Linked DNA regions of Homo sapiens: region 1 is linked to region 2. The links are chromatin loops, found by intact Hi-C in ENCODE. Cell type or tissue: PC-9. All regions are shown on one strand. Links, peaks and the distances in the headings refer to the core of each region. The heading gives the core; the rest is flanking DNA. Region 1 overlaps GCNT3 (glucosaminyl (N-acetyl) transferase 3, mucin type). Region 2 has its middle 43 kb from the start of GCNT3.

Evidence for each region. A loop is a pair of places that touch in the nucleus more often than their neighbours do. Peaks named below come from ENCODE experiments on the same cell type or tissue, not always from the same donor. Only the 100,000 strongest peaks of a DNase experiment are listed, where the experiment ranks them.
Region 1: it touches region 2 in a loop (3.0-fold over the local background); 2 of 110 quality-filtered maps call a loop at or near these places.

Annotation. Positions count from the first base shown.
Region 1 is chr15:59,618,286-59,632,860 of GRCh38, forward strand. It overlaps GCNT3 (glucosaminyl (N-acetyl) transferase 3, mucin type), which reads left to right. Exons shown (of 3, transcript NM_004751.3): 3 at 1-4,438. The coding sequence ends at 1,270. Among named protein-coding and RNA genes, the nearest start is that of GCNT3, 14 kb to the left of the region's middle. In PC-9, for the core only: a CTCF peak has its summit at 4,274 (motif pointing left); a DNase peak (open chromatin) is centred at 4,186.
Region 2 is chr15:59,561,491-59,576,757 of GRCh38, forward strand. It overlaps the pseudogene RNA5SP396. Among named protein-coding and RNA genes, the nearest start is that of GCNT3, 43 kb to the right of the region's middle. In PC-9, for the core only: no CTCF peak of the experiment used is centred there; DNase peaks (open chromatin) are centred at 6,051 and 9,061; H3K27ac peaks cover 3,187 bases.

The DNA of each region.
Region 1 (14,575 bases), core at 1-8,000, 52 kb after region 2:
GGGCTGCTATATGCTGCTGGCCACTGTGGCTCTGAAACTTTCTTTCAGGTTGAAGTGTGACTCTGACCACTTGGGTCTGGAGTCCAGGGAATCTCAAAGCCAGTACTGTAGGAATATCTTGTATAATTTCCTGAAACTTCCAGCAAAGAGGTCTATCAACTGTTCAGGGGTCACCCGAGGGGACCAAGAGGCAGTGCTTCAGGCTATTCTGAATAACCTGGAGGTCAAGAAGAAGCGAGAGCCTTTCACAGACACCCACTACCTCTCCCTCACCAGAGACTGTGAGCACTTCAAGGCTGAAAGGAAGTTCATACAGTTCCCACTGAGCAAAGAAGAGGTGGAGTTCCCTATTGCATACTCTATGGTGATTCATGAGAAGATTGAAAACTTTGAAAGGCTACTGCGAGCTGTGTATGCCCCTCAGAACATATACTGTGTCCATGTGGATGAGAAGTCCCCAGAAACTTTCAAAGAGGCGGTCAAAGCAATTATTTCTTGCTTCCCAAATGTCTTCATAGCCAGTAAGCTGGTTCGGGTGGTTTATGCCTCCTGGTCCAGGGTGCAAGCTGACCTCAACTGCATGGAAGACTTGCTCCAGAGCTCAGTGCCGTGGAAATACTTCCTGAATACATGTGGGACGGACTTTCCTATAAAGAGCAATGCAGAGATGGTCCAGGCTCTCAAGATGTTGAATGGGAGGAATAGCATGGAGTCAGAGGTACCTCCTAAGCACAAAGAAACCCGCTGGAAATATCACTTTGAGGTAGTGAGAGACACATTACACCTAACCAACAAGAAGAAGGATCCTCCCCCTTATAATTTAACTATGTTTACAGGGAATGCGTACATTGTGGCTTCCCGAGATTTCGTCCAACATGTTTTGAAGAACCCTAAATCCCAACAACTGATTGAATGGGTAAAAGACACTTATAGCCCAGATGAACACCTCTGGGCCACCCTTCAGCGTGCACGGTGGATGCCTGGCTCTGTTCCCAACCACCCCAAGTACGACATCTCAGACATGACTTCTATTGCCAGGCTGGTCAAGTGGCAGGGTCATGAGGGAGACATCGATAAGGGTGCTCCTTATGCTCCCTGCTCTGGAATCCACCAGCGGGCTATCTGCGTTTATGGGGCTGGGGACTTGAATTGGATGCTTCAAAACCATCACCTGTTGGCCAACAAGTTTGACCCAAAGGTAGATGATAATGCTCTTCAGTGCTTAGAAGAATACCTACGTTATAAGGCCATCTATGGGACTGAACTTTGAGACACACTATGAGAGCGTTGCTACCTGTGGGGCAAGAGCATGTACAAACATGCTCAGAACTTGCTGGGACAGTGTGGGTGGGAGACCAGGGCTTTGCAATTCGTGGCATCCTTTAGGATAAGAGGGCTGCTATTAGAGTGTGGGTAAGTAGATCTTTTGCCTTGCAAATTGCTGCCTGGGTGAATGCTGCTTGTTCTCTCACCCCTAACCCTAGTAGTTCCTCCACTAACTTTCTCACTAAGTGAGAATGAGAACTGCTGTGATAGGGAGAGTGAAGGAGGGATATGTGGTAGAGCACTTGATTTCAGTTGAATGCCTGCTGGTAGCTTTTCCATTCTGTGGAGCTGCCGTTCCTAATAATTCCAGGTTTGGTAGCGTGGAGGAGAACTTTGATGGAAAGAGAACCTTCCCTTCTGTACTGTTAACTTAAAAATAAATAGCTCCTGATTCAAAGTATTACCTCTACTTTTTGCCTAGTATGCCAGAAATAATATAAATATAAACAGATAAAGTGTGTGAGACTTTTTCTCATAACTATTCATGACATTTAAAATCCCTAGGGGCTGGCAAGAGAGTTCTCATTATTCTGAAATGGTCCTGACAAGCTGCATGAATAGCAATTTTTTTTTTGAGACAGAGTCTTGCTCTGTCACCCAGGCTGGACTGCAGTAGTGCAATCTCAGTTCACTGCAACCTCCGCCTCCCAGGTTCAAGCGATACTCCCACCTCAGCCTCCTGAGTAGCTGGGACTACAGGCATGCAGCACCATGTCTGGCTAATTTTTGTATTTTTAGTAGAGGCCGGGTTTCACCATATTCGCCAGGCTGGTCTTGAACTCCTGACCTTGTGATCTGCCCGCCTCGGCCTTCCGAAATGCTGGGATTACAGGTGGGAACTACTGCGCCTGGCCTACAAATAGCAAATTCTAACGAAGACAGGGGAACAGGGATGGTTCTTCCATTGTTAAAAGCCATCCTCATTTTGTTTATATTGCCAGGTTTGTGATTTTTCTGTAAAGGAAAAGGCAGGGTGATTTAACCAGTTTGACCACCTTTCCTGTACTCTTACAGGAAAATCGCAGCACTAATTCTAATTTTGTCCACTTTACAGCCAAAGCTTAGCTAATGTTCCATAAAGGAGATAATAGCCAATCAGGTAAGGTAATGTGTAATTCATTATTCAAAGTGGAACATGTTTTTGTAGGGGGAGAGTCTGCACTATTAATAATTGTATTGAGAAATAAAAATAAACTAGGACTATTCAGTTAAACCAGGATGTCTTATTATTCCATGTTTAGGCCTCTTGAGTCAAAACTCTTTTTTTTTTTTTTTTTTTTTTTTTTTTTGGAGACAGGTTCTCACTCTGTTGCCCAGGCTGGAGTGCAGTGGCATGATCTTGGCTCACTGAAGCCTCTGCCTCCCAGGTTCAAGTGATTCTCCCCCCAAACCTTGCAAGTAGCTGGGATTACAGATGTGAGCCACCATGCCCAGCTGATTTTTGTGTATTTTTAGTAAAGATGGGGTTTCACCATGTTGGCCAGGTTGGTCTCAAACTCCTGGCCTCAAGTGATCCACCTGCCCCAGCCTCCCAAAGTGCTGGGATTACAGGTGTGAGCCACCATGCCTGGTCCCCTCTTGAGTCAAAACTCTTATTTCAGAATGCGAATGGAAGGATCGCTATTAGTGATTCTGCAGATTACACATTTCCTTGCGGGGAGACAATAAGGTATGTGTAAATACATATATGTGTGTGTATGTATACACACATACAGCACGCTACCTCCCAAGTGTTACCTAGTGAAACAGTTTCCTTTCCGAAGCTCCAGAGATGGTTGTTGGCTAAGTTATACTCTTCTGTGATGGGCAAGGGATACTATAAAAACATAGGCAGTGCCCTTTGAATATAGTACAGCTCATCTTCTGCATACGATATGCCCTGGAAAGGTGATTTATATGCAAGTTAATTGGTGTAATCTGAAGGATGCTCCCATTAATACGTCATGATGTCATTAATATGTTTCTTCCTTTCTGATTTTTGTTTTTTTTTTTTTTTTTGAGACAGAGTCTCACTCTGTCACCCAGGTTGGAGTGCAACGAATGGCGCAATCTTGGCTCATTACAACCTCCGCCTCCTGGGTCCAAGCGATTCTCCTGCCTCAGCCTCCTGAGTAACTGGGATTACAGGTGTGTGCCACCTTGCCTGGCTAATTTTTTTGTATTTTTTTAGTAGAAACAGGGTTTCACCATGTTGGTCAGGCTGGTCTGAACTCCTGACCTCAAGTGATCCACTTGCCTTGGCTTCCCAAAGTGCTGGGATTACAGGCGTGAGCTACCGCACCCAGCCCTTTCTGAGTGTTGTCATTCAATTCATCAAGTTTTCTGTCATGATCAACTTTCTCTATGCAAACCCTGTAACTCTGACAGTTATCACTGTGTCTGACACAGTGAATTTTTTATTTATAAGGTAGTTACTTTTGGCCAGGTGTGGTGGCTGACGCCTGTAATCCCAGCACTTTGGGAGGCCAAGGTAGGCAGATCACTTGAGGTCAGGAGTTCAAGATCAGCCTGGCCAACATGGTGAATCCCCATCTCTACTAAAAATATAAAAATTAGCCAGACATGGTGGTGGGTACCTGTAATCCCAGCTACTTGGGAGGCTGAGGCAGGAGAATCGCTTGAACATGGGAGGCAGAGGTTGCAGTGAGCTGAGATCGTACCACTGCACTCCAGCCTGGGCGATAGAGCCAGACTGAGTCTCAAAAAAAAAAAAAAAGTTACCTTTTTTTGGTAAGGTTGTACTTCTTAGATAATGGTCATTGTCACTACCAACTTGCCTGCATTGTAATAGAGTCCTATTCACTTTGCTCCCAACCCCACTACGGAGATGACTGATGACTAGTTGTATACACAGTGGGTGTGCCCTGAGAGGTCTGTTGCCAGCAGTGGTGATCGATCACGGCCTCCCCCTGCTGGCTGATGTGATGGTCCTTGGTCCTCCTCTGAAGGAGGTAGAAGGGGCACACGGCCACCGTGGGAAGTAGGCAGAAAAGCCTCCCTGGGTGCAGATTCTCTGAGAAAAGAACTTTGGCCTCATAGTTAACTTACTCCAAAAGCTTTCATGTGAAATAATTTATAATTTTTTATATAAATAAAAAGATTAAAATGTGAACTTGTCATTTTTTTGGGGATAAGTTACTGAAATTTTTCAACCATTGAAATTTTCTCTAGAAATATATTCAGGTGCGTAGGAAGTGCTGTTTATTTAATAACACAGGGTCTTCATATCAGAGGGGTCGAATTTAGCCCTCATTTGTTTAGTGTATTATAGAAATCATACACCAACACATCTGCTGATTTTTCTCTTCCCTCTGAGTCATATCTGTGTCTTTAACCGTTCTCTGGTAAGGAAAAATCTCACAAATTAATTGAACAACTGTGTTTGTATTACCTCTCAGGGTTTGGATTTCCTCCTTATTTTTTATCTGTGGGCTATTGGTAAGCATTGTTTTAATAACTGCATTTTTGTTGTACACTCTGCTCATTGTAGTTTTTGTCTTTCTCTTGGTTGAGTGGAAAAAATGTTTTTTTTTTTTTTTTTGGAAACGGGGGACTCACTCTGTTGCCCGGGCTGGAGTGCAGTGCTGCAGTGATGGCTCACCACAGCCTCGACCTCCTGGGCTCAAGCAATCCTTCCACCTCGGCCACCTGAGTAGCTGGAACTGCAGGCGTGCTCAGGGAGTCTGAGGCTGCAGTGAACTATGATCATTGTGCCACTGCATTCCAGCTTCAGTGACAGAGTGAGACCCTGTCTCAAAAAGCAAAAACAAAAAACCCACAAAAGCGTTGACAGGGAATCCCTCAATAAAAAGGTGATGTTCAAGTAAAGGTCTGAAAGAAGGCCAGGCACAGTGGCTCATACCTGTAATGCCAGCACTTTGGGAGGCCGAGGCGGGAGGATTGCCTGAACCCAGGTCAACCTCCTGGGCTCTAGCGATCCTCCTGCCTCAGCCTCCTGAGTAGCTGGGACTACAGGCATATGCTACCATGCCCAGCTTGAAAATTTCTCAAGAAAGAAGGAGAAGGCCGTTGATAACCTTGCTTGGGAACATATGACATACATCAGTTGAGGAGGTCAAATACTTTGATTAAAACTGGAAAAAACATTGGGGCTAGGTGTGGTGGTTCACACCTGTAATCCCAGCACTTCAGGAGGCTGAGGTGGGAGGATTACTTGAGCTCAGAAATTTGAGGATGCAGTGAGCCATGATCGTGCTACTGCACTGCAAACTGGCATGAGAGCAAGATTCTGACTCTTAAAAAAAAAAAAAAAAAAGAATAATTAAATACCCTGCCTGCTTGTCTGCTTTAAGTACCTTACTTGAGCCAAAGATCAGTTTTTCTATTTTTTTAAGATTCTTCTTACTTTTTAAAGATGAGATCTCACTACGTTGCCTAGCCTGGTTTTGAACTCATGGGCTCAAGCAATCCTCTTTCCTCAGCCTCCTGAGTAGCTGGGATTACAGGCAGGTGCCACTGCACCTGTCCCCAAGAATCTGATCTTACTGCTTCCATTTAGTCTTTTTTTTGAGACAAGTTTTGCTCTTCTTGCCCAGGCTGGAGTGCAGTGGCATGGTCTTGGCTCACTGCAACCTCCACCTCTGGGGTTCAAGTGATTCTCCTGTCTCAGTCTCCCAAGTAGCTGGGGTTACAGGTGCCCGCCACCATGCCCAGCTAATTTTTGTATTTTTAGTATAGACAGGGTTTCTCCATCTTGGCCAGGCTGGTCTCGAACTCCTGACCTCAGGCCATCCACCCCCTTGGCTTCCTAAAGTGCTGGGATTACAGGTGTGAGCCACCACACTGGGCCCATTTAATTTTTTATTACAAAGATGAATAAGATATGGTTTCTGCCTCTATGAAGCTTGAATGTACTGGCAATCAATGAGATAACGTCTTCATCCCACAACTATTGTGCTCTTACTGTTTACCAGGAATTGTTCTTGGCACTGGGGATACATCAGTCAAAACACAGACAAAAATTCCAACACTTGTGTTGTTTGCATACTAGTGGGAAACAGACTGTAAATTATTATAAGGAAACAAATGATAGAGATCAAAGGAAGTGATGGAGAACTTGGGAGGATGGAGTAGAAAGGGAAGATATTTAAAATTTTAAATAGGGTGGCCTGGGCTGGGTGTGGAGGCTCACATCTGTAATCCCAGCACTTTGGAAGGCTGAGGCAGGAGGAAAGCTTGAGCCTGTGGAGTTAGAGGCTGTAGTGAACTATAATCATTGTGCCACTGCATTCCAGCTTCAGCGACAGGGTGAGACCTTGTCTCAAAACAAAAAAACAAAACAAAAACACACAAAACCAAAACCAAAACACACACACACACACACACCCACACACCCACCCATGGGTGGACAGGAAATCCCTCGATGAAAAGGTGATGTTCAAGTAATGATCTGAAGGAAGGTCAGGCATGGTGGCTGACGCCTGTAATCCCAGCACTTCAGGAAGCCAAGGAGGAAAGATTGCTTGAGCCCAGGTGTTCGAGACCAGCCTAGGCAACATGGCAAAACGCTGTCTCTACAAAAAATAGAAATATTAGCCAGGTGTGGTGCACACCTGTAATTCCAGCTACTTGGTAGACTGAGGCAGGAGGATTACTTGGGCTCAGGAGTCGAGGATGCAGTGAGCAATGATTGTACCACTCAGTATACTTCAGCCTGGGTGACACAGCAAGACCCCATCTCAAGGAAAAATAAAAACATCTGAGGAGACGAGGAAATGATCCATGAGGATTAAGGGGGAAGATCACATTCTAGAGGAAAGACTTGCAAGGCCCTGAAGCAGGAACCCACCTGTCATGTTTCAGGAACAGCGAGGAAGCTATTGTAAGTGGATTAAAGGAGGAGAAGAAGAGGAGTTAAGAGGGGCATACAGAGGAGGCCAGTAGAGGCTTTTTTAAGCTATTGTATGGAGTTTGTCTTCTCCTTTGAGTGAAATAGGCCATTGTAGGGGTTTCTGAGCAGAGAACTCACATTTTAATAGGATGACTCTAGCCTGCTGCATTGAGAACAGACTGGCTTGGGGGCGAGGGTAGAGCAGGGAGGCCAGTTAGGAGACTATAGCAATAATCCAGGCACTATGCAATAGTGGCTTGAACCAAAGCCGTAGTAGTAGAAGTGGTGAAAGTGGCCAGATTCTGGAATTTTTTTTTTTTTTTGTACAGGCTAGAGTGCAGTGGCATGATCTCAGCTCACCACAGCCTCGACCTCCTGGGCTCAAGTGATCCTCCTGCCTCAGCCCCCCAAGTGGCTCGGACTACAGGTGCATGCCACCATGTCCAGCTAACTTTGGTATGTTTTGTAAAGATGGGGTTTCACCATGTTGCCCAGGCTGGCCTTGAACTCCTGAGATAGGAGGCGATCCCCCCATCTCAGCCTCCTAAAGTGCCGGGATTACAGACGTGAGCCATCGCATCCAGCCTGGAAGTATTTTGAAGGTTCAGTGTGAGGATTTGCTGACAGATTGAGTTGGAGAGAAATAGAGGAGTAAATAACTCCAAGGGTTTTATCTTGTTAGAAGGATGGTGTTGCCACTAACTAAGATGGGAAGCCTGTGGAAGACTGGTTTTTCAGGGAAGGTCAGGACTTTGTGAACATATAAAACTGCAGATGGCTATTAGATATCCAAGTAGAGATGCTGAAGAGATGAATGTATATAGAAGTCTGAATTTGGGAGAGAGATCTGGATTGGAGATACTTACCTGGTGTTTAACAGCTTACAGATTGTGTAAAGTCATGAAACGGATAAGAACCTTAAAAGAGAGAAAAGGGAATAGAGGTTACCAAATGAATTGCAGTTTCCAAATTGCAGAGGGCAGAGAGACAAGGAGAAACCAGCAAAAGAGAGTAGGAAAGAAGCAACTAGAGTGGTAGAAGGAAAACAGGGTGAGTGTGATGTTCTGGAAGCAAACAGGAAAAAGTGTTTCAGGAAAGAGAGAGCTGATGATTGCATCAAAAGCTGCTGAGACTTGCATATGATGAGGATGAAGAAGTGACTATTGGATTTAACAACATGTAGGTAAGTAAGCTTGATAAGATCGGTTTTTGTGAAGTGCGGAGGTGAGCACTTGATTGGAGGTGGTTCAGGGAGAACAAAAGTGGATTCAGCAAGTATAGAAAATCTTTTGAGGAGTTTTACTTTAAGCCAAAAGAAGCAGAAAAAAAGTAAAGTAACTGGTTAAGAGAAGGTTATCTTGAAAATGTATAAAGTGGTAACCTGTTGGTATATTGATGGGAAAGATCTAGTCAAGAGGAAAAGATGTAGGAATGAGTTGGGAGGCTTGCCAGAATGATGACATCTTTGGAAAGAAAAGAGAGATGATTATTTAAGGGCCCAAGAAGAAAGGCTTGTCTTTCATGGAAGTATGAACAGTTCACCTACAGTAACAGGAGTGAAGGCAGCGTGGATGGACTCAGCTGTAGTAGATGGGTGGATGTTGTGGGATCTGTGGGGTTCTCTCATTGTGTCGCCTAGACTGGAGTACAGTGGCACGATCATGGCTCACTGCAGCCTCAATCTCCTGGGCTGAAGCGATCCTCCCATCTCAGCCTCTCAAGTAGCTGGGATTACAGACATGCACTATGACGCCTTGCTAATTTAAAAAATTGTAGAGACGGGGTTTTGCCATGTTGCCCAGGCTAGTCTTGAACTGTTGGCCTCAAGCAATCCTCCTGCCTCAGCCTCCTAAAGTGCTGGTATTACAGGTGTGAACCGCTGTATCCAGCCTCTTTTTCAACTAACATCTTATCTGAGGTATAATATCCGTATGCAAAAATACAAAAATTCCAAATATCTAACTCAAGAATTTTTACAAAGTGAGCACACCTGTGTAACTAGAACACTGGTCAAGAAAGAGAACATTCCCAGCAACCCAGAGTATCTCTTGTGTTCCTTTCCGATGGCTTTCCAAAAATAACCATTGTTCTCACTTCTAACATCACAGATTATTTTGCCTGTTTTTGAATTTTATGTAAGTACTATGTTCTCCTTTGTTTATGGCTCCTTAAACTCTACATTATGTTTACAAGATTCATCTATGTTGTATGTAGCAGTTCAGTGATTCAGGAAACTCAACAATATGTTTACAAGATTCATCTGTTTTTTGTAGCAGTTCAGTGATTCTCACTGCTGTGTAATAATCCATTGTATGAATATACCATAGTCGATCCATTCTGTTGACGGACATTTGGGTTGTTTCCAAGTTTTGTCCATTATAAATTGTGTTCCTAAGGACGTTCTTGAACATGTTTTGTAGTAAACATATATATACAGGCATATCTCAGAGTTATTGTGAATTTGGTTCCAGGACACTGAGTAAAGCAAATTTTGCAATACAGCAAGTCAGACAAAGTTTTAGATTTCCCAGTGTATATAAAAGTTATGTTTACACCGTATCTGTGTAATGGCATTATGTCTAAAAACACAATGTATATGCATTATTTTAAAAACACTATTGGGTAACCAGTGCAAAAAAATACTTTATTGCTAAAAAAATATTAATAATCTGAGCCTTCAGTGAGTCATGATCTTTTTGCTGATGTAGGTCTTGTCTCAATGTTGATGGCTGCTGACTGGTCAAGGGTGGTGGTTGCTGAAGGTGGGGGCACTGTGGCAATTTAAAAAAATAAGACAGCATTGAAGTTTGTCACATTGTTTGACTGTTCCTTTCATGAAAGATTTCTCTGTAGCATGCCATGCTGTTTGATAACATTTTACTCACAGGAGAACTTCCAAAATTAGAGTCAATTCTCTCATACCCTAGTGCTGCTTTATCAACTAAGTTTATGTAATATTCTAAATGCTTTGTTGTCATTTCAACAATGTTCATAGCATCTTCGCCGTTAGTGGATTTCATCTCAAGAAACCACTTTACTTTTTTTTTTTTTCTTGTGAGACAAAGTCTTGATCTGTCACCCAAGCTGGAGGGCAGTGGCGTGATCTTGGCTCACTGCAACCTCGGCCTCCCATGTTCAACTGATTCTTCCAACTCAGCATCCTGAGTAGCTGGAATTACACGCGTGCGCCACCACACGTGGCTAATTTTTATATTTTTAGTAGAGATGGGGTTTCACCATGTTGGCCAGTCTGGTCTCCAACTCCTAACCTCAAGTGCTCCAGCTGCCTTGGCCTCCCAAAGTGCTGGGATTACAGGTGTGAGTCACCATGCCTGGCCAAGAAACCACTTTCTTTGTTCATCTATAAGAAGCAACTCCTCATTTGTTCCAATTTATCATGAGATAAGATTCTAGTTCTCTTGCTCTTTCTACAACATCTGCAGTTACTTCCTCCATTGAAGTTTTTTTTTTTTTGTTTTGTTTTTTTGAGATTGAGTCTCACTCTAACAGCCAGGCTGGAGTGCAGTGGCATGATCTTGGCCCACTGTAACCTCCACCTCCAGGGTTCAAGCAATTCTGTCTCAGCCTCCCGAGTAGATGGGACTACAGGTGCAAGCCAGCATGCCCAGCTAACTTTTGTATTTTCAGTAGAGATGGGGTTTCACCATATTGGTCAGGCTGGTCTTGAACTCCTGACCTCAGGCAATCCACCTGCCTCGGCCTCCCAAAGTGCTGGGATTATAGGTGTGAGTCATGTGCCTGGCCTCCACTGGAGTCTTGAACCCCAAAAAGTCATCTATGAGAGTTGGAATCAACTTTCTCCAAACTCCTGTTAATGTTGATATTTTGGCCTCCACACCATGAATCACGAATGTTCTCAAAGGCATTTAAAATAGTGAATCCTTTCCAGAAGGTTTTTCTTTTTTTTCTTTTCTTTTCTTTTCTTTTTCTTTTTTTTTTTTTTTGAGACAGAGTCTCTGTCACCTAGGCTGGAGTGCAGTGGCACGATCTCGGGTCACTGCAACCTCTGCCTCCCGGGCTCAAGCAATTCTCCTGTTTCAGCCTCCCAAGTAGCTGAGACTACAGACACATGCTACTATGCCTGGCTAATTTTTGTGTTTTCAGTAGAGACAGGGTTTCACCATATTGGTCAGGCTGGTCTGGAACTCCACACCTCAGGTGATCCACCTGCCTCGGCCTCCCAAAGTGCTGGGATTACAGGCGTGAGCCCCCATGGCTGGCCTCCAGAAGGTTTTTCTTTTTCCTTTGAGACAGAGTCTCGCTCTGTCACCCAGGCTGGAGTGCACTGGCACAATCTTGGCTCACTGCAACATCTGCCTCTTGGGTTCAAGCATTTCTCCTGCCTCAGCCTCCTGAGTAGCTGGGATTACAGGCATGCGCTATCATGCACAGCTAATTTTTGTATTTTTAGTAGAGACAGGGTTTCACCATGTTGGCCAGGCTGGTCTTGAACTCTTCAGCTCAGGAGATCCACCTGCCTTGGCCTCCCAAAGTGCTGGAGTTACATGTGTGAGCCACCATGCCTGACCCAGAAGATTTTTCAATGGACTTTGCTCAGATTCATCAGAGGAATCACTATCTGTGATAGTTATAGCCTTACGAAATGTTTTTCCTAAATAAGACTTGAAAGTTCAACTTACTACTTGATACATGGGCTGCAGAATGGATGTTGTCTTAGCAACCGTGAAAACAACATGAATTTCCTTGTATGTCTCTATCAGAGCTTGAGTGACTAGGTATGTTTTCAACAAGCATTAATTTTTTTTTTTTTCCTGAGCAGTTGTTCTCAACAGTGGGTTTAAAATGTTTAGTTATCCATGCTATGAGCAGATGTGCTGTCATCCAGGCTTAATTCTTAAGGGTCCTAGGATTTTCAGCATGGTAAATGAACACTGGCTTCAACTTAAAGTCACTCGCTGCATTAGCCCCTAACAAGAGAGTCAGCCTGTGCTTTGAAGCCAGGCATTGACTTGTCCTCTGTAGTTACAAAAGTCCTAGAAGGCATCTTCCAATGGAAGAATGTTTGGTCTACAAGGAAAATCTGTTGAGTGTAGGCTTCTCCACCAATGATCTTAGCTAGATCTTCTGGATAACTTGCTGGAGCTTCTACATTAGCACTTACTGCTCCATCTTGCATTTTTATGTTCTGAAGACGGCATCTTTCCTTAAACCTCACAAATAAACCTCTCCTAACTCCAGACTTTTCTTCTGCAGCTTCCTCACCTCTCTCAGCCTTCACAGAATTGAAGAACATTAGGACCTTGCCTGGATTAGGCTTTGATTTAAGGGAATGTTGTGGCTGGTTGGATTAGGCTTTGGTTTAAGGGAATGTTGTGGCTGGTTTGCTCTTCTGTCTAGAGCATTCAAACTTTCTCCATATCGGCAAAAAGACTGTTTCACTTTCTTACTCATGCGTTCACTGAAGTAGCACTTTTTTAATTTTTTTTTAGGGGTTCTGCAAATGGAGTAAGAACTAGCACTTTTACTTTTCTTCAGGAATTTTTCCATTGTGTTTATGACTTGGCTGACTTTGACACAAGAGGCTCAGCTTTTGACATGTCTTCCTTTGTAAGCTTGATCATTTCTAGCTTTTTTTTTTTTTTTTTTTTAAGACGTTAGTTTTAATCTGTCACCCAGGCTGGAGTGCACTGGCGCCGTCACGGCTTACTGCAGCCTTGACCTCCAGAGCTCGGATTATCTTCCCACCTTAGCTTCCCAAGTAGCTAGGACTACAGGTGCCTGCCACCATGCCCACCTAATTTCTTGTACTATTATTTTTTAATAGAGATAGGGTTTTGCCATGTTGCCCAGGCTGGTCTTGAACTCTTGGGCTCAAGGGATCCTCCTGCCTCGGCCTTCCAAAGTGTTGGAATTACAGGTATGAGCCATTGCACCTGGCCAATGCTTTCAATTCTTTTGGGTATATACCCATAACTGGAATTGCTGGATTATTTGGTAAATTTATATATATACACACACACACACACACACACACACACACACACACACACATATATACATATATATACACATATATACACACACATATATATACATATATATATATTTTTTGAGATGGAGTCTTGCTCCATTGCCCAGGCTAGAGTGCAGTGGCGCAGGTATAGCTCACTATAGCCTCGAACTCCTGAGCTCAAGCAATTCTCCTGCCTTGGCCACCCAAGTAGATGGGACTACAGGTGCATGCCACCACACCTGGCTAATTTTTTTTTTTTTTTTGGTGGAGATGGGAGTCTCTATGTTGCCCAGGCTGGTCTCTAACTAGTGGCCTCAAGCAATCCCTCCCGCCTCAGCCTCCCAAAGTGCTGGGATTACAAGTGTGACCCGACATGCCTGGTTGGTAATTCTATTTTTAATTTTTTGAGGAACCATCATACTGTTTTCCTTAGTTGTGCCAGTTTTATATTCTCACCAATACTGTAAAAGAATTCCACTATGTCTATATTCTCACCAACACTTATTAATTTTTTTTTCTCTGCTAGTAGCCATCCTTATGGGTGTGAGGTGGTCTTCAGTATTTTTAAGATTTTATTTCATTGTCTTCTAGCTGCATAGCTGTTAACAAGTAGTCTTTGGAAATCATTATCTTTGTTTTTGTGGGTATAAAGTGTCTCTTACCTCTGCTTTTAAATTTTCTCTTTATCACTATTTTTCAGCAATTAGATTTTGATGTACTGTGGTTATCCTGCTTGGAGTTAAGCTTCTTCGTTGTTGGTTTATAGTTTTCGTCAAATTTGGAAAAATTTGGCCACTGTCTCCTTAATTTCATCTTTCTGTTCTCCCTTCCATATATAGCCACTCGATATTATTCCAAAAATCTCTGAGGTTTGATTCCTTTTTTCCCTAGTTATATTCTCTTTGTGCTGTATTTTAGATAAAATTTGTTTTTCAATTTCACTGATCTTCTTTAGTATCTAGTCTGCTATTCAGTTAATTGTTTTCATATATTGTATCTTTCATCTCTAGAAGTTCTGCTTTTTAAAAAAATCTTTGATTTTTCTCATTAAGTATTTGTATTAATACAAAAATGGCAGTTTTAACATCCTTGTCTGCTAGCTGTATCACCCCTGTCATTTCTGTGTCTGTTCCTGTTCATTATGTTTTGTCCTCATTATGGTCACATTTTCCTGCTGCTTAGCATGTCTAGTCATTTTTCTGTTAGATGGAGTACATTGTAACTCTTAAGTTATTGAGGATCTGGACTTCGTTTACTTGTGTTGGGCTTCATTTTGGCAATATTTGTGGAACAGTGTGATCTCCCTTGAGTCTGCTTTTCCGCTTTGCTAGGGTGAGTTTAAGTCAAGCAGCCTTCATTCAAGGGATATTTGATGCCTGCTACCAAGGCATGACCTTGGGGTT
Region 2 (15,267 bases), core at 4,594-12,593:
GAGTTTGATAATAGCCTGGGCAACACAGTGAGACCACATTTCTACATATTAGCTTGGTGTGGTGGTGCCCAGTTGTGCCTGTAGTCTCAGCTACTTGGGAGGCTGAGGTGGGAGGATCGCTTAAGTCTGGAGTTGGAGGTTGCAGTGAGCTATGATCACACCACTGAAATCTAGCCTGTACTACAGAGTGAGAACCTGTCTCGAAAAATAAAAAGGAACACTGTATCACCCCATAAACCCTGTCTTCTCTATCACAACCTCTCCCCAAAGGTAAGCACTATCCTGATTTATGGTCATCACCTCCTTGCTTTATAGTTCTGTCACCTAGATGTGCAAATCCAAAGACCATTTGTTTCGTTCACGTTACTAGCCTCATATTCCATGTCCTTTTGTAATGGTTTCTTTTTGCTTAACATTTTTTGGGTTAGATTCATCCATGTTGTGTATAGCTGTAGTTCATTCATTTTTATTGCTGGGTACACTGTTAAATGAATATTCTATAATGTATATATCTGTTCTACTGGTTTTTTTTTTTTTTTTTTTTTTTTTCCCCGAGGCGGAGTTTTGCTCTTGTTGCCCAGGCTGGAATGCACTGGCGTGATCTCAGCTCACGGCAACCTCCACCTCCTGGGTTCAAGCGATTCTCCTGCCTCAGCCTCCCGAGTAGTTGGGATTACAGGCATGCGCCACCATGCCTGGCTATTTTTGTGTTTTTAGTAGAGATGGGGTTTCTCCATGTTGGTCAGGCTGGTCTCGAACTCCCAACCTCAGGTGATCCGCCCACCTCGGCCTCCCAAAGTGGTGGGATTACAGGCATGAGCCCCCGTGCCCCGCCCTTTTTCTACTGTTGATGAACGTTTGGGTTGTTTCTAGTTTTGGGCTATTAATGATAAGGGTGCTTGAAACATATTTTTTTTACATGTATCTTGGAGAATAAGCACACGCATTTCTGGTGGTTATATACCTAGGAGTGGAATTGCTGGGTCTCAGAGTGTGAATCTCTTTCATTTCAGTAGATGCTGCCAACCTGTTTCAAACTGGCTGTACTAATTTATACTCACAGCAGCAGTGTGCTGGAGTTTCTATTAATACACATCCTCTCTAACACTTGGTTTTATTGGGTTTTTATACTTTTACCCTGGCTGGTCTGTAATGGTAGTTGGTGATGGGAGGTTGTAATTCACATTTTCTTGATGACTAATGAGGTTGAGCACATTTTTATGTTTATTGGGCATTTGAATTTTCTCTTGTAAATGCCTGTCTCTTTCCATATTTTTTTAGTTTCTTTTTTGCATTGCAAAAGGGAGTGTTTCTTTTCCTTCCATGGGTCTCTGCTTGATAGTGTTTTGTGATATGTGTTGCAAACACCATCTCCGCCTCTGGCTAGTCTTTTTATTTTCATTATTTTACTCTCACTTTCTTTACCTAGTGACATTTACCTGCTGTTATTTAAAAATATATCCTGACAATCTTTTCATTATCTGTACATAAAGAGCTCCCCCTGCCTTTTAAAAAATAATTGCATTGCATGAATTTCCTATAATTTTAATTAACTTTCCCTATTGGTGGATGTTAAAGTTTCTAGTACTTCGCTATTGCAAACCATGCTTCAATAAATAATCATTATACTAACATAGTTTTAAATACATTCAAGTACTTTTATAGGAAAAAATTCCTAGAAATGGTATTGTAGGTCAGAGAGTAGGTACATTTGTTTTTTTGATCGCAAGGGTCAAATTATTCTCCATAGATGCTCTCTCCTTGCCTGAGCACCTGTTTCTGCATAGTCGCATGTGTGTGGCTCTGTCAGACTTCTGTTTTTTCTTTTCTTTTCTTTTTTTCCTTTTTTGGAGACAGAATCTCGCTCTGTTGCCCGGGGTGGAGTGCAGTGGTACGATCTTGGCTCACTGCAACCTCTGCCTCCCAGGTTCAAGTGATTCTGGTGCCTCAGCCTTTGGAGTAGCTGGGATTACAGGTACCCGCCATCATGCCCAGCTAATTTTTGTATTTTTAGTGGAGGCAGGGTTTCACCATGTTGGCCAGACTGGTCTCGAAGTCCTTACCTCAAGTGATCCACCCTCCTCGGCCTCCCAAAGTGCTGGGATTACAGGCGTGACCCACCACGTCCAGCCTAGGAGACTTAATTTTGATAAAGTCCAATTTATCTATTTTTTAATGTATTGTGTCTTTGATGCCATACTTAAATTTTTGCCCAACCCAAGGTCACAAGTATTCTTCTGTGATTTCTTCTAGATATGATAGTTTAGATTTTCAATTTAGTTCTATAATTCATTTTGAATTAATTTGAGGTAGTGTCCAAGTTTTATTTTCCTTTTTTTGCTTATGGAATTCCAGTTGTTCCAGGATTGTTTGTTGAAAAGACTTTCCTTTTTCCAATGCATTGACTTGTGTTAACTGACATGTATAAAAAACATCAGCTTCTCATATGTATATGGGTTTATTTCTTGATGCCATTCTATTTCATTGATTTATTTGCCTATGTTTATACTGACGCTATGTTGTCTGGATTACTCTAACTTCATAATCTTGTAATCAGGTACTGTTAGCCCTTCAACTTTCTTCTTTTTCAAAGTTGTTTTGGGTAATATAGGTCCTTTAAATGCTTTTTATGAATTTTAGAGTAAATTTTAGAATCAGCTTGAAAATTTCTACAGAAAAGGCAGCTGAGATGTGGATTCAGACTGATTGCATTGAATCTATGTGTTAATTTGGAAAACAAATTTTAATTGATGCTTTTATTCTTTTGCTGATAATCTTAGGATCTTAAAACACTTTGAGTTCATTTTATATCCCACTCAACTTATATGCTATTGTTGTCAAGTATTTACTTCTGTGTGCATTTTAAACACCACAAGACATTGCTATTCTTGTTTGATATTCATTTAGATTACTGCTTTTGTTTCTCTTTGTTCCTTCCTTTATTTCTGTGCTTCTACCTGGGATCTACCTGGGATCAGTTTTGCCTACCTGAAGATTACTCTTTTTATTTTATTTATTTATTTATTTATTATTATTTTTTTTAGATGGAGTCTTGCTCTGTCGCCCAGGCTGGAATGCGGTGGCATGATCTCGGTTCACTGCAAGCTCCGCCTCCTGGGTTCATGCCATTCTCCTGCCTCAGCCTCCCCAGCAGCTGGGACTACAGGCCCATGCCATCATGCCTGGCTAATTTTTGTATTTTTAGTAGAAATGGGGTTTCACCGTATTAGCTAAGATGGTCTCGATCTCCTGACCTTGTGATCTGCCCGCCTCAGCCTCCCAAAGTGCTGGGATTACAGCTGTGAGCAACCGCGCCTGGCTGAGATGACGCTTTAGAGTTTCCTTTAGTACAGTTTGCCAATAACATTCCTTTAATTTTTGCCTAGAAGTTATTTTACTTCCATTCTTGAAGGAAAATTTTATTATAGAATTCTAGTTGGGCAGTTATTTTCTTTCAGAAGTGTGGTGATATTTTTCCACTATTTTCTAGTTTCTATCATTTAGGTTGAAATGTGAGCTCTTGGTCTAATTGTTTTGAAAGCAGTACTTTTTTTTCCCTCTGGTTGCTTCTAGATCTTAAGATTTTTCTCTTTGCCTTTGGTTTTCTGCAGTTTTCTTTTTTCCTTTATTTTTTATTTATTTTTATTTTTTTGAGACAGAGTCTCACTTTGTCGTCCAGGCTGGAGTGCAGGGGCATGATCTTGGCTCACTGCAACCTCTGCCTCCTGGATTCAAGTTGATTCTATTGCCTCAGCCTCCCAAGTAGTTGGGATTATAGGTGCCTGCCACCACTCCTGGCTAATATTTGTATTTTTAGTAGAGACGGGGTTTTACCATGTTACCCAGGCTGGTCTCGAACTCCTGACCTTAGGTGATCCACCTACCTTGGTCTCCCAAAGTGCTGGGATTACAGGCATAAGCCATTGCACCCCAACTGCATTTCTGCGGTTTTCCTATGTATCTTGATAAAAGTCTATTCTGCTTGGAGTTTATTAGACTTCTTAAATCTGTAGATTAATGTCTTTCATCAGTATTGGAGGATTTTAGGTAATATCGTTCTGAAGGTTGTCTCTATTCCATTCTCCCTCTCCTCTCCTTCTAGGACTACAGTTAAACATGTGACATCTTTTCACTGCATCCTTTATTTCTCTTACCTCTCATCTGCATTTTCTATCCTTTGACTCTCTGTGCTTCAATATAGATATTTTCAGAACAAGTGGTGTTCTGTAGCTTGATTACACAAGTTTGTGAGAGCCTATTACTAAATTTTTTATAAAGAAAATTTATGAGATCATTGTTAAACCATTGGTAACTTGAAATGGAGGCGTGATAGGAGTATTCATACCATGGAAGCTGGCAAATAGTATAAATTAGGGGTTCTACCCCTTAGAGCTGCTTTACCAGCAGCATACCATTACTTCATACTAACTTCTGATTTACAAATTTTCTCTTCACCTATGCCTGATCTAATGGTGAATCTATTCATAAGTTTTTTTATTTTTTATTTTTTGAGATGGAGTCTCACTGTGTTGCCCAGGCTGGCATGCAGTGGCACAATCTCAGCTCGCTGCAACCTCCGCCTCCTGGGTTCAAGTGATTCTCCTGCCTCAGCCTCCCAAGTAGCTGGGATTACAGGTGTGTGCAACCAAAAATTAGCCCTGCTAATTTATTGTATTTTTAGTAGAGACGGGTTTCACTGTATTAGCCAGGATGGTCTCAATCTCCTGACCTCATGATCTGCCTGCCTTGGCCTCTGAAAGTCTTGGCATTACAGGTATGAGCCACTGTGCCTGGCCCCATAAGTTCTTAATTTTAACTGTTACATTTTTCAGTCTTAGAATTTCTAATTCTAATTTTTTAAGTAACAGGTGTTTTTGTTTCAGTTTCCAGGTCTCTGCCAATGTGTTTAATTTGTCTTTTATCTCCATGGCCAAGATAAGCAAAGCAACTTTACAGTCAGTATTTGATAGTTCCAATATTTGGAGTCCTTTGTACATTGTTTTTAATTATTTGTAACTTCTGCTAATTTTTAAAAAATGTTTATTTTTTGAGATGGCATCTGGCTATGTTGCCCAGGCTGGAGTGCTGTGGCTATTCATAGGAGCAATTATAGTGCACTACAGTCTTGAACTCCTGACCTCAAATGATTCTCCCACCTCAGCCTCCTGAGTAGCTTGGAATATAGGTGCATGCCACCATGCCTGGCTTCACCTTCTGCTACTTTTTGTGTATGTGTTCTTGGCTCCTTGTATGCCTGGTCATCTTCGATTGTGCCACTGGGCTTTATTTGTTAAAACAACTTGAAGCCTAGCAAAATGTTATTTTTCCCAGGCAGAATTTTAATTTGCCTCAGACATCTGCCTGGGGCTTTACCTTTTCTAATTCCAGAGAGTTTCATTGTCTGGGTCACTTAAATGACTCAAAGACAGCCTGCAACGTGTTAACTCTTACAGTTAAGATGCAGCTCTGAAGGGCCACAACCAAAATCACATAAGAAACATTGATCAGAGTCTCTACTTTTGTCATATTCTGTTCCCCGGTCCTGGAAGCTTATCTCTGGTGTCTCTTCCAGATTCTGCAGAAGCCACCTGGGTGGAAGCTGTCCTAAATGATAGGCTCACCTTGTAGGCTATTCATCCATTCCTGAATCCTGGTCCAGTAATTCTTCACTATCTCTTTAGCTATTAGATGTTTTAAGCAGATTGAAAAAAAAATTGTGTTGACCTTTTCTAGTTGTTCTGAACAGGAGGGTTAGTTCAAATGGTCGAATTTGCCATTACTGAAAATGAGAGTGTTTGTAGGCTTTTTGTATTATTAAAATTTTGAACTGTGTGAATTATTTTTTAAATTAAATTTAAAAATTCTTTTAAAAAGAAAACTAATTTTCTCAGTGAATTCAGTTGTATTTCTCTGAATTATGAGCCTTCAGCAAAAGTTCTTGATTGCATTAAATGGCTGTTTCAAGTCCAGAAATTCTAAAGAGAATTAGTCATGTATTGCTTTATGATGGAGATACATTCCGAGAAATGTATTTTTAGGTGATTTAATCATTGTGCAAACATCACAGCATGCACTTACCCAAACTTAGATGGCATAACCTACTACACACCTAGACTTTATGGTATGGCCTATTGCTCCTAGGCCTGTTGCTTCTGGTGGTGCATACCTGTAGTTCCAGCTACTTGGGAGGCTGAGGCAGGAGGATTGCTTGAGCCTAGGAGTTCAAGGCTGCAGTGAGCTAGGATTGAGCCACTGTACTCCAGCCTAGGAGACAATGAGACCCTGTCTCAACTGAAAAAAAAATGAAAATGGTACACCTGTATTACAGGGTACTTACCATAAATAGAGCTTATAGGACTGGAAGTTCTTTTTTTTTTTTTTTTTTCAACAATAACATTTTTCTTTCTTTATTTTATTTTATTTATTTATTTATTTTTGAGACGGAGTCTTGCTCTGTCACCCAGGCTAGAGTGCAGTGGTGCGATCTCAGCCCACCTGGGTTCAAGCGATTCTCGTGCCTAAGTTTCCCGAGTAGCTGCGATTACAGATGCCCACCACCATGCCCGGCTAATTTTTGTATTTTTAGTAGAGATGGGGTTTCACCATCTTGGCCAGGCTGGTGTTGCACTCCTGACCTCCTGATCCACCCGCCTTAGCCTCCCAAAGTGCTGGGATTACAGGTGTGAGCCTATCCGCACCTGGCCAGAACTGGAAGTTCTTTGGGTGAGTTAGTGTGTGAGTGAGTGGTGAGTGAATGTGAAGGTCTAGGACATTGCTGTACACTACTGTAGGCTTTGTAAACACTGTACACTTAGGCAACACTAAATTTATAAAATTTGTCTCATTAATTAACCTTAGCATACTATAACTTTTAAATAAAAAACTTTTTAGGCTGGGCGCAGTGGCTCACGCCTGTAATCCCAGCGCTTTGGGAGGCTGAGGTGGGTAGATCACGAGGTCAGGAGATCAAGACCATCCTGGCTAACACGGTGAAACCCCATCTGTGCTAAAAATACAAAAAATTAGCTGGGCATGGTGGCATGCGCCTGTGGTCGCGGCTACTCAGGTGGCTGAGGCAAGAGAATCGCTTGAACCCGGGAGGCTGAGGTTACAGTGAGCCGAGATTGCGCCACTGCACTCTGGCCTGGGCGACAGAGCAAGACTCGATCTAAGAAAAAAATTAGATAGTCTAATCTGCAGTAAATTCTTATCTACAGTAAAAATTAGCCATTCTTATGTACAGTAAAATATTCTTATCTGTCAATGACCTTTGCCTTTTATTTCCCCAACCCAAGTTGTTAGAGCTTGATTTTTTTCTCTTTTTCTTCCTTCTTCCTGCCTTCAATTAACTGAAAGTCAATATAGGTGATAATTAATAGCTGTACTTTCCCGGTGACAAATGGAACTATAGTGTGTGCACACATAAACAAAAGTGCAATCTGAGAAATAAGATGGCAAAATATCAATCTGGACTAATGGTTACATACTAAGAAAGGAGTGGGGCAGGAGCACCAGTCGAGAACGTGCATTTTACTCAGTGCCCGGTGTCATCCCTTACAGCAGGCTTTTAATTTTCACTCTGAGAAAGGTTTCAGGAGATGATGCACTTACATTATGATTCCAGATCCTTCCTCTTGGGGGTGTGTTATTCAGAGAGGTACTGTGGTGCATGCAGTAGAACACCTCCAATTATTACTTAGGGGGAAGCCCATTCTTTATCGGACAGTTGCAAGTACTTCAAAGCTCTTCTGTAGAGTTCATGTCTGTTACTTCGACTCAGAAAATGGGCCCTGAAGGCCCTTTGGGTAGGGAGCATAATGCCACCACTGAAATCCTGTAACTTGAGGAAAACCTGAGGAAGAAATCCTATGATTTAAAGAAGGTTCAGTGATTAGCTGAGGGCTGATGGGAGAGGGGATGCCACGAGGCCTGCTGGTCTTCAAGGAAAAGGCCTTTGCTGGAGTGGCCTGGCTCCCTCACCTAATCTGACCTCCTATCTCTTGCACGGAGAAAACCTTGCTGTTATTATTGTCCTCATCCTCCTGTGTGGGCTCGCTCCTCCTCCCCCCATTTTTTAAAAGCACCCCACCCTACAACCTCATAGTCCCTGCACGCTCGAGTCAGGAGGATGGCATCGTCTCTGTGCTCTCCACGTCTGCTTTCAGTGGTTTGATCGCTTCCTCTCAAGCCACCACCAGGCAGCCCTGTTGCCTGCTGTGTATACTTACTGCCACCGCCTCCAGGTCTCTTCCAGATGCCCTGGGCATATTGGTCCCTGGATCTCAGGCTTGCCCAGCACTCAGTCCCTGGCAGTCATCTGGAGCATCTCCAGTGTCCAGATGAGTGACTTATCCAGCATCTGGCCTTATGGTGTCTTGACACCCCCCTTCACGTTAGTAACTCCTGGACAGGTCCTCTTGTAGAACCTGAAATTATAAACCCTGGAGTCTTCCTTTCTCCAACATTGACCTGAAATTACAATCCGTGAAGCTTCTTTCTCTGACATTGACATTTTATCTTTTCTGTATCCTTATTTCTACTAAACCTGCCTTACGATAGCATCTCAACCTCTGGTTCTAACCTTTCCTTATTCTCTCAGCCCCTTAGTCACCTCTGCCTTCATTTGTTTCCCTATCCCACCTGGACCTTAGGGTCAACCATTTGTGTGCTGTCATAAACTTCCTCCTTTCTTCTCACCCTTGATTTTCAAGAGCCAGTCAATCTTCAACCTCATGTAAACTTAGCTGCAAATTTTCGTACATGTGTACCCAAGCTGTCTAAATAGTGCTAGCAAAAACAGTAACCAAAAAGCAGAACCATGTTGCTTGACTTCATTCCAAAATTGTGTGATCAACCTTTATGTGGATCCTAAAGGCTGCTTGATTATTATTCATCCCTGGTCTCTCTCTTATTCTCTCCTGCTGTTTGGAATTATATTGATTTGCATCCTGATTCTTGTAACATGACTCTTTCGATCTCATTCTTCCTTGTGCCATCACTCTCACTCAGTGACGTAGCCTTCCACCTCTGTGAGAAGATTGTGGCATAAACTTGCCTGTGGCTCATTGAAATGTCACCACACCCTCATGCATTCTTTTCAACCACCTCCGTGTCCTCAAAGGAGGAAATAACAATCCTCTTTCCCAAGACTGTCCTATTTACCCAAGCACTTGTTATCCTACCTGTCCTCAGTAATCACCCCTTCTTTATTGTACCTTAAATTAATCCCTGTTCCTCCAAGTCTACCATATGAACCCAAGCACCCTCATCTTTTTTCTTCTTTCTTTTTTTTTTTTTTTCTTTTGAGACAGAGTCTCACTCTGTCTCCCAGGCTGGAGTGCAGTGGTGCCATCTCAGCTCACTGAAACCTCTGCCTCCTGGATTTAAGCGATTCTCCTGCCTCAGCCTCCCAAGTAGCTGGGACTACAGGCACCTACCACCATGCCTGGCTAATTTTTGTATTTTTTGTAGAGATGGGTTTTGCCATGTTGGCCAGGCTGGTCTTGAACTCTTGAGCTCAAGCAATCTGCCTGCCTCAGCCTCCCAATGTGCTGGGATTATAGGTGTGAGCCACTGTGCCTGGCCCATCTTCATTCTTAAACACAAATAAATCTCTCTCTCTATCTCCATTCAGGTTGTTTTTCCAGAGCACATTGCTTGGACTTTTATTTAGCATATATTTTCATTCTGACTTTATTATAATAAGCTGCTTTCATTACCTGGATCCCCTATTATATTTTAACTTCTTTTTTTTTTTAGTTTTTTTTTTTTTTTTTTTTTTTCCCAGAGTCTTGCTCTGTCACCCAGGCTGGAGTGCAGTGGTGCAATGTTGGCTCACTGCAACCTCTGCCTCTTGGGTTCAAGCAATTCTCCTGCCTCAGCCTCCCAAGTAGCTGGAATTATAGGCCCGTGCCACCACGCCCAGCTCATTTTTATATTTTTAATAGACATGGGGTTTCACCATGTTGGCCAGGCTGGTCTCGAACTTCTGACCTCAGGTGATCTACCCGCCTTGACCTCCCAAAATGCTGGGATTACAGGCATGAGCCACCATGCCTGGTCATGTTTTAACTTGTTGAATACAAAGATTTTATCAATTTTGTATATTTACCTTCTCCCTACCTTAGACTAGATCACGGGAACGGCATTTATATTTTCTATGAAGTGCTGGTGCTCTGAGTGTGGCCATGATATAAAACAATCCAAGGTCACCATGTTGCACTGGAAGGTGCTGAGGTTTGTCTTGAGACCTGCCTGTTGTGTGACAGCAAGTCTCGCAGGGAGAGAGGCAGTACAGCTTATCGTTCAGTGGACATTATTGCAAGAAACAGTAATATCATTTTTATCCTGGAATCATCATGGAACAGGAATGCTAACAAGGAACTTGATAAAAGTTTTCAAATATTTAAACTTACTGAGTTTGTATACTGGCCACTTTTTTTTTTTTTTTTTTTTGAGACAGATTTTTGCTCTTATTGCCCAGGCTGGAGTGCAATGGCGCAATCTCGGCTCACTGCAACCTCCATCTCCAGGGTTCAAGCGATTCTCCTGCCTCAGCGTCCCTAGTAGCTGGGATTACAGGCACGTGCCACCATGAACGGCTAATTTTGTATTTTTAGTAGAGACAGGGTTTCTCCATGTTGTTCAGGCTGGTCTTGAACTCCTGACCTCAGGTGATCTGCCCACCTCGGCCTCCCAGAGTGTTGGGATTACGGGCGTGAGCCACCATGCCTGGCCTACTTTTTATCTTCAAGCAGAGGAAAGAATGGGTCATATTGCAGTGGTATTCACTGCGGGCATTTGTTTCACAGGGACAATTGATTGATTGATTGATGAGACAGAGTCTCGCTCTGTTGCCCACACTGGAGTGTAGTGGGTGCTATCATAGCTCACTGCAGCCCCAAACTCCTGGGCTTAAGTGATCCTCCCAAGTTGACCTCTCAAAATTCTGGGGCCAGACAACAAGGAATGTTTATTTAGACAGAGGAATCTGAGTAGGGAGAATAATTCACGTTAGCACATTTGGAAAGGATGGGCTTTGAAATGCTTCAGGGAGGCAGCTGTGTTGAGCTGGAGGGATGTAAGAAAATGCAATAGGTCAAGTATTCTATTCGACGAAGAAATGTAAATATCTGGCCAGGTGTGGTGGCTCATGCCTGTAATCCCAGCACTTTGGGAGGCCAAGGCAGGTGGATTACCTGAGGTCAGCAGTTCGAGACCAGCCTAGCCAACATGGTGAAACATGTCTCTACTAAAAAAAAAAACACAAAAAATTAGCCGGTTGTTGTGGCAGGCGCCTGTAATCCCAGCTACTTGGGAGGCTGAGGCAGGAGAATTGCTTGAACCTGGAGGCGGAGGTTGCAGTGAGCCGAGATCACACCATCGCACTCCAGCCTGGGGGACAAGAGTGAGACTCCGTCTCCAAAAAACAAAACTAAACAACAACAACAAAAGAAATGTAAATATCCCGGATAAACAGGTCTTTTTATTGTGAAGATTAAATTACATGAAGTAGGCTGGGCATGGTGGCTGACACCTGTAATTTCAGCACTTTGGCAGACTGAGGCAGGGAGGATTCATTGAGGCAAGAAGTTCAAGATGCTTCTGGGCAACATAACGAGACTCTGTTGCTACAAAAAGTATAAAAATTAGGTGCAGTGGCACACGCTTGCATTCCTAGCTACTCAGAAAGCTGAGGCAGGAGGATCACTTGAGCCCCAGAAATCAAGACTGTATTGAGTTACGATTGTGCCACTGTCCTCCAACCTGGGTGACGGGAAGATCTTGACTCAGAAGAAAAACAAATTTCATGAAGTAATTGATTAATAAATGAATCCTATGATTCAACAAGGTTTTGCATTCCTATTATAGAGAGGGCTCTGCTCTAGTCTCTAGGGACACAGCAGACTCAAAACAGAGTCCCTGACCATAAGGCCTGTGTACAGAGGGGGCGTTTGATGAGAGACCTCAGTGAAATGAGGAATCAAGCACAAGCGTATGTGAGGCAAGAGCGTCCAAAGGAAGGAAACTGCATGTACAAAGGTTCTGAGGCAGGAGATGTTAGTTTTTGAGTAGCAAGGAGGCTAATGAACAAGGAAGAGGAAGAGGGTCACTGGAGATGTAGATGGAGACAGGTGGGGGCAGCCAGGCCCGCAGGCCAGGCTGAGCAAGTTACATGTGTGAAAGCACTTTGTAAGTCCCAGTTGCTGCTAAAGGCATTTAAATAGAATTAACTTGTTAAGTTGTCCAATCATTAATTAAAATTGAACTGATTTATTCTGTTTATCTTATATATCCACTAAATGACCGTCTCACAACCCTGGTACCCAAACACCTGTACCCACCTGAAGACAACAGCATAAGCAGGTCATGAGACATATCCCTGTAGGTTTCAGCAGGGCATGACAAGCTCTAATTGTCATATAGAAGTTCTGTTTATTATGAATAGTAAGTGAACATTTTCTCCCTGGGTTACTGTTTATCATTTGAATCTACTTGGGTTTTTGCCATATTGAAACATCTAATTTTTATGCTGTCAAATCTCAGGGTTTATTTTGTGTTTACAGCATCTGTGTGTCTTGTCTTGCTTTATTTCTATTCTTATTTTCTTTAAGCCTATAGCACCCAGTATTCCCAGGCAGTATCCCACTGAAGTACTAACCAGGCTCAATCCTGCTTAGTTTCGGAGATTAGACAGAGATTGAGTGCGTTCAGGGTGGTATGGCTGTAGGCTCTTGTCTTGCTTTGAAAGGTCACCTCTACCCTTAAGCAATACGAACATTCTCCATTTTCCCTAACATTTTTATAACAAAACTATAATAGATTCTAAATTTATTTTCACCATGGCATGAGGTGGGGACCTAACTTTATTTCTTCAAGAAAAACTATTTATTGGTTTAATAAGTAGCTATTTATTAGACAAGTCTCTTGCTGGATATATCAGTATGTATTATTTAAAAAGAAAAAAAAAATAAAGTTTCAGTTTACTTAAAGGCCAGCTAACCACACACTAATAAATACATCACTCCAAAAATACTTTTGAGAGCCTTCTATTATTTTTAAGTTTTATTTATTTTGAGACAGAGTCTCACTCTGTTGCCCAGGCTGGAGTGCTCAGCTCAACTGAAGCTTCTGCCTTCCGGGTACAAGCGATTCTCCTGCCTCAGCCTTCTGAGCACTTGGGACTATAGGCATGCACCACCGTACCCAGCTGATTTTTTGTATTTTTAGTAGAGATGGGGTTTCACCATGTTGGCCAGGCTGGTGATGAACTCCTGACCTCTAGTGATCCGCCCCCACCCCTCCTCGGCCTCCCAGAGTGTTGGGATTACAGGCATGAGCCACTGCACCCGGCTGAGAGCCTTCTAGATGTAAGCCTCTGTGAATGATACAGTAGTCTCCCTTTATCCACCAGGGGCTACGTTTCAGAACCCCCCAACCACTGCCCAGCGGATGCCTGAAACTGCAGTTAGTTCTGAGCCCTATATAAAAAAAAATATGCTATGTTTTTCCTTGACCTGTGGTCAAGTTTAGTTTACAAATTAGGTACAGCAAGGTATCAACAACAATAACTAACAATAGAAGAACTATAACGATATGCTGTAATAAAAGCTGTGTGAGTGTGGGCTCTCTCTCTCATGCAATCTCTCTTACAAAATCTTATTGTACTGATTCACCTATTTTCAGACCTCAGTTGACCAAGTGTAACTGAAATCATAGAAAGCCAGACCATGAATGAGCTGTGCCTCCTTGTGCTAAGGAACTTACCCTGTCTTTGGAAATGGGGCACGCATTTAAATGGCTCTTCCTTGCCTCTTTTGCTGGACCCTCAACTGGGTCCAGGGATTCCTTTCTCGGCCTTTGTGCTTCAGAAACTCTGTGGACCATTAATCATGGCCTCTATTCCCCATCTCTGCAGATAAAACCCCAAACCATTCCTTTCCTAGGCCTGCCTGCATGTTCCACAAGCACTTCATACTCAAGAGGGAGCATATCACCTACCCTCCTCTCCTCAATGCCTCCCCCATGCCTGTTACTCCTCTTGTATTTCCTTATGTCTTAGCCCATTTTGAATGTCAAAATACCATAGACTAAGTAGCTTATACAAGACATTTCTCTTTCTTTTCTTTTTTATTCTAAAAAACCAGTCAAATTTAGCAGTAGGGGGTTGTATAGCAACTTCAGTGACACTAATATTAATATGTTCTGATAACCCATTACCAGTGGACTGGGCAAGAAATGTATTTCTCATAGCTCTGAAGGCTGGGAAGTCCAAGATGAAGGTGCAGCAGATTCAGTATTTAGGGAGAGCCCACTCTCTGGCTTCTAGATGGCACCTTCTTACTGTGTCCTCACGTGGGGGAATGGATGAGCTAATGCTCTGAGGCCTTTGATAAGGGCACTGACCCTAATCATGGTGGTTCCACCTCACAAAGGCCCAACCTCCTAATACTATCACCTTGAGGTTGGAATTCCAACATGTGAACTGTCAATTTATATAGATTATATGTGCCTTATTTCTCTACCAATCATCCAAGTAGTTAATACTGGACTTGGTCTATCCAACATGATTAAATTCAATCCCTACCAGAACTGTGAGTTATAGATAGTCCCACATTGAAATAAAAAGGGGGAGGTAAACACTTCTTGCATTTTTTTTCTCACCTATCCACATGGGCCCCATGTGTCAATCTCTCAAGCAAGTGCTTAACACACAGTACTTAGACATCTGAACACTGAAGTTAGAAAACCAGAATTCAGATACCAGGTCTGTACAGTTTAATAATTCTAAGCCTCCATTTTTCTCATCTTTAAAATGGGAATAAAAATAATAACTTCATAAGATTGCTATGGAGCTAAATGAGAAAAGCATTTAGCAACAATGTTTAGTCCATAATAAGCACACAGGAATATTTAGTTAACACACAGATTTATGTATTTATTAGTGGGATAGTAGTCTATAGCCTGCTAATAGCCCCTCAGATTCTGAGAACACTTGGTCAACAATCAGAAATGATTTGTAAATGATGAAATGAATGGTGGTTTCTCCCGGATCACTAATTCTTCCCCAGCCTCAGAAATTTCTTTGAAGAGAAAGAAGAGTTGGCCAGGTACAGTGGTTCATGCCTGTAATCCCAGCACTTTGGGAGGCTGAAGCAGGAGGGTCACTTGAGCCCAGGAGTTTGAGACCAGCCTGGGCAACACTGCAAGACCTCATCTCTACAAATTAAAAAAAGAAAAGAAAAAAACTAAAAGTTCAGTTAGACT